Regions from separate parts of the Homo sapiens genome. Here region 2 is linked to region 1. The links are chromatin contacts, found by Hi-C in ENCODE. All regions are on one chromosome and are shown on one strand. The core of a region is the stretch at or near the end of the contact, and the rest is flanking DNA. Distances in the headings are between cores, read along the strand shown.

Region 1 (2,700 bases), core at 94-2,593:
TGTGAATCCACTGAGAAAAATCTTGTCTGTAGAATTTATTTAAACATCTGGCTGCTCAGATCAGCAGAGATGGTGCTTTTAAAATATTTAGTTCCTTAGCTCTCTGGTTTAAAGCAAAGAAGTTGAAATTAATTTCAGCCTAGATATGATGAGTGTTAATCAGAATATTAATTTAGATTAGATGCTGCATGCTTTGATCACTTCTACAATGATTCTCTCCCTCCTTTTTTCTTCTACTTGTCCTGCAAGACTTTGATTACCTTCTGGGGTCATGTTAGGGCTCTGAAATTGACTACTTTTCCATATTGGGAATTTAAGTATTGTCATTTTTTAATTTGCCCTATTTTTGTCATTTTCAATTGTCCCTATTTTATTTCTGGTTCTCTGCTTTTAGGATTCTTTCCAAAGCCTACAAACTAAAAATATGCCAAACCCATCAGGTGCTTCCCCCAGTGTATTGGTTATCTATTGCTGTATAATAAATTACCCTAAAATGTAGCAGCTTCAAGCAATAGACATTTAATATCAGTGGTCCAGGGACCTGGGAATGGCTCAGCTGGGTCCTGTGCTTTAGGATCTCTCACAAGGCCACAGTCAAAGTGTCTGGTGGGTCAGTGGTCTCATCTGAAGGCTTAACTGGGGAAAGATCCACTCGTGGTTATGGGCAGGATTCGGTTCTTTGAGGACCATTGGATTGAAAGCCTTGGTTCCTTGCTGGTTGTTGGCTGCCTTCAGTTTCTTGCCACTTGGGCCTCTCTAACACTACAGCTTACTTTATTAATGCCAGAGAAAGTCTGCTAGCAAGATGGAAGTCATAATCACAAAAATGACATCCCTTCAATGTTGCTTTATTAATTAAAAGCAAGTTACTGAAAGGGTGGGGATTACACAAGACCATGAATACCACTAGGTAGGGACTGTTGGGGGCCATCTTAGAGGCTGCCTACCACAGCCACTTACCATGTAGTTGTCTTCTAAACTTTCAGATTGTGGAGTAGTAGAGAATGAATGGTCATTTTCCTAAAGACCCATGCATAAATCAGGCTAGGCTAATCATGAAAGTAACTTGAAGAATAAATATTGAAATATATGTGTATGTGTGCATATTTAAAGGCATTCCATAGGGTACATGTGTCTCAGTGACCAAAGAACAGAGGCTGTATTTTGTGGGTGCTATGCATTGTTAAAGCACATGCTCTTTTACTCCATCAAACTAACAATAAGGGGGTGTGGGAGTTTTTCTCCAGCCATAGTTTGTTAAAAAAACCGGCTCCCTGGAGAGGCTGCACTTGGATTTGGGTTCTCAGTCTGGTCTGAGTCACTAGCCAGGAGGCTTTTATCCAAGTAGAGTTAAATCCTCTGCAGCTTCCCTCAATCTGGAGTGATTTCAAACTTGTGTTGGTGTGAGCTGGATATTTCTCAGACATGTTTGTCCTTTTGGATTGTTGTGACTTGGCCAGGTGCAAAAGCAGATTGTCTTGAGTTGGGACCTTCCCAGGAGGAGCAAGTGTGAGTGGAGGAAGCTGGGTTACAGATGGCCCATTACCCAGAGCCATCATTACTCAGGGGCCTGAGGGAAGATACTGACATTATTCTTTCTTGGGTTTCCTGGCGTTTTTTCTTTTCTTATTTTTTTTTAATTTTTATTTATTTATTTATTTTTTTAGGCAGGGTCTTACTTTATCACCCAGGCTGGAGGGCAGTGGTGTGATTACAGCTCACTGCAGCCTCAGCCTTCCAGGCTCAAGTGATCCTCACATCTCAGCCCCCCCAAGTAGCATGCCCAGCTAATTTTGGTATCTCTTGTAGAGATGGGGTTTCATCATGTTGCCCAGGCTTGTCTCAAACTCCTGAGCTCAATCGATCTACCCCCCTCAGCCTCCCAAAGTGCTGGGATTACAGGCGTCAGCCACCACACCCGGCCTAGCTTCTCTCTTCTTTGATAACGAAAGCATGATCTCCATTATGTGCCTGGCCAGGTTTCCTGTTCCAAGAATGTAGGTAGATGTTGGGTATGGTATGGTAAAATCAGTGTGGTTATAGGAGGAGGCAAGGATGAAGCTTGAAAGGAAGTAGTTTATTACACTTACAGGTCTGGAGTGGGTTCACCACATGCCATACAGGGGTACAATCAGCAGGGTGCCCAATTGAACAGATTGTGCAGTAGAGAGAGAGTGGGACCTGTGGGTTGAATCCTTTATTGGGATCTGGGATGGGTTTGAGGTTAATTGATGCCAAGAAATTTCACTGGGCTCAAAGGCAAGTGGGCAGTGGTGAAGGGGCGGGAGCCTGGGGGAACTCGAGGCCAGGGGTTAGGTTTATCATCCAACAGTTCCTGCTGGTTTTGCTCAGTACTTGGGCAGTGAGAAGGATGTTGAAGCACGAAAGCATGAACTCGAAGGATTTTTAACACATTTTCCAAACAGGTTCTTTACTAGCTTAATAGAGTGTAGGATTGCACTGAGATTAAGCTACCTCTCATTACCTGAGTGATAAAGGGGCTCTACGACTTCTTGAACGTTTTTGTCTTTATAGCAGTCCCTACAGGCCCCTGCTAGTAATGACTAAGCATAAGCAGTGGCCTCCTTCTCCTTCTCCAATAAAGTTCCTCCCTTGCCAGGGGGCTGAAAGTCTTTCCATGTTTTCTCTCTTGACATCTGATGTCCTGTGCATGCCCAGGTCCCGGGACTCTAGTCTCTA
Region 2 (2,700 bases), core at 114-2,613, 300 kb before region 1:
CTTCTTTTATCACAATTCAGTCTTTAATATATCAGGCTAAGTAAATTCTGTTCTTTTATTTAACTTGATGATGAAACAGTAACTTAAACAGGTATGTCTGATGTGACAGGATTTTTAGAAAGGGAATATTTACATATCTAATTTTAGTAATTTTTTTCTAAGCTACCTTTAAATTGCCATTAATAGGAGGTAATGACTATTACAGAGTATTTTTACTTTCAACTCCTTCTACATATATATTGGTATAAATGAAATACCAGGATTTAGTCGTTCAGCACAGTACATGGAACAGGAGTACATGAGGAAACAGAGTTCTAGAAATATACCAGTGCTTAAATAAGTGGCTTAAATTCTTATACTTTGGGCTCCAGAGCAAATCATTTTGTTCCTGCTAGTGATATTATGTCCAATTTTGTGTTTTTGTTTTCAGTTCTCAGGCATTATTCTGGGATTTTAGGGGGGCAGTAAGGTGGGGTGAAAAATTGTAGTTGACATTTTCATCTGGAGAAAAACAAGTCATCTGATAAAAGTAATTAATCTTCTAGTTCAAAGCAACTTCAGAATTTTATGTTTAGGAATTACCCATGGGCCTAATTAGTCCCATTTAGAATAATTTCTTAACTTTAGAATGCCTGGTGGACAGGGAAGATTTATTTACATGTCTAGATTTTAGTTAAGTTAAATTTTGCCTGGCTTGTTTAAATTTGTAGAAAAGCAAACCACTTATTTATTCTTCTTAAGAGCTGATTTGACGTAGATTGTTTGTATCAAAATACACTGATGCCTAGATTGGTTTGAAATCATTCTAAGTGATCAGCTAGTTTGATAACTGCTTAAAGGAAATAGCTTTGGATAAACAACTCAATGAGACTTTGGAGAAAACAAGCATCTCTTTTTTTTTTTTAAGGAGTGGCTATCCAATAATATCACTATGAAAAAAATAAGATGATTCTACTATTTTAAAGATCATACTGGAAGGGTAAAAACTGGAGGAAAAAAATATCTTCTAATACCAAGTATTATAATGAATATTTTAAACTCTAATTTGCAACCTCACTTTAAAACCTGGCAACCACACTTTACGAATCTGCCAAATTAAATATAATTTTTCCACTTTGAACTCATTTAAAAGATACTATGTTTATATTAATCACAAAATGTTATTTGAGGGAGTTCATAAAATACTACTCCATTTTCAAATTTTTGTTTTATAGTTTATTTTTGTAACATTTCAGATGAGTTTACACAGTAACTATGATTAAACAGTGCAAATTCACTGAAATATTTTGATGCTGAGTTTACATTTACATGCCAAACATTTAGAAATATATTAAGATATGACTCACTGCTACATGGTTTCCCATATAAGATGAGTCAAACCATGTTCCCTAAATAAAATATAGACAGATGAATTTTGGTACAACACAGTCATCTTATAAAATCTATTTTACTCATGGCCCCAATATCAACTTTAAAAGGGTTCCAGTATATCTGAAGAATGAACCAGATTTTTCAGTTTTTAAGCCTAATATTTGGCTTCATACATGGCCACGTACATCCTCCCCCAGAAATAGGATAAATAAAGAGTATTAATGAGAATTAACTGCCTTGAGACATTTCTATTATTTCTTGTTGAGAGAACCATTCCTAAAGTCTTCTTGATCACTATTAGCATATGGACATTATAAAATAAATAACCTGACAACTTGACCTGCAGTTCCTGGAGGATGAGTAAACAAAACTGATGTTAACCCACTGAGTCCACTCTTGTAAGAGTAATACTGTAGTGATGAGAGTACTCCCACATACACAAACATCACAGTAAAAGGTGCCTATGATTTTCAACTTCATTGTTCAAATAAAGGGTTCGCTAAGTGATCACAAGACAGCAGGCTTGGTTGCTTCCACATATTGACTTCCTAGAGATTACATATGAAGTTTAATCTGGTCTGGCTGTACACTATATGTGTATAACGGTAGTAGCAAGATTAAAATAGAAAGTACAGTCACTGTTTGGGGTTTCAAACAAATTACAAAACCACATACTTTGTCATTCAACAGGAAAGCTTAAATCAATAGGCAGCTGGATCTTCAATGCAGCCGATTGTTCCTCCAAAGGCCAAGTACCATGCTCACTGAGGGTAGGTTTTGTAGCTCCTTCTGACACTTTACATGAAGTGCCTTGTCAGCACATCTGTAGCCTTGACCACAGCTTAAATGTTTGTATACTCCTTTTTATTAGGGCAGCTTCATTTTGTTTACACACTGTTTTCATTTCTCCAAGGAACAATTTCAAAATGATCTTCCAGATGCTATATAACTAAGAACTTTTAAACTACTGACCTCAAAGGTCAGCCTGTTTACTGGCATCTGACTGTGTAGAACAGGAAGTTTGTGTTGCATCTTGTGTTCTTAATGAAATCCGACAACAGAGGACTGAACGCATTAGTCTCAGAACAGGAGGCCTAAGGATGGCAAAGACCCAAGGGTCAATTATTGAATTAATTGATAAAAACCTAAGAGCTTGGAGGTCCCATTTTTCCTTTCGGGAAGAGGTTTCATTCATATATGCAAAAATCTGTAAGAAGCAAAGGGGAAAAATGATGTTAGTTTTACATCGTAGCAGTAGACAGGCTTAGACCCTATGTTATGTCTTGAGATTTAAAAGCAAAACCATGTTTTGTCTGTGGTAGTGGTGGG

What was found. A loop is a pair of places that touch in the nucleus more often than their neighbours do. Pooled maps may share reads with other maps.
Region 2: a loop to region 1 is called in a pooled map, with 5 times the contacts of the local background. The contact joins two enhancer-like sites. A Hi-C loop is called at or near these places in 3 of 50 pooled maps.

The regions. Positions count from the first base shown.
Region 1 is chr14:52,022,419-52,025,118 of GRCh38, reverse strand. All of the region lies in intron 12 of NID2 (nidogen 2), which reads left to right. Among named protein-coding and RNA genes, the nearest start is that of RTRAF, 34 kb to the right of the region's middle. Within about 2 kb of position 1,343, at least 3 of the 41 ENCODE cell types and tissues checked have a DNase peak (open chromatin) inside an H3K27ac peak, as active enhancers do.
Region 2 is chr14:52,327,099-52,329,798 of GRCh38, reverse strand. PTGER2 (prostaglandin E receptor 2) reads right to left here. Exons shown (of 2, transcript NM_000956.4): 2 at 1,201-2,578. The coding sequence ends at 2,345. Among named protein-coding and RNA genes, the nearest start is that of PTGER2, 14 kb to the right of the region's middle. Within about 2 kb of position 1,363, at least 3 of the 41 ENCODE cell types and tissues checked have a DNase peak (open chromatin) inside an H3K27ac peak, as active enhancers do.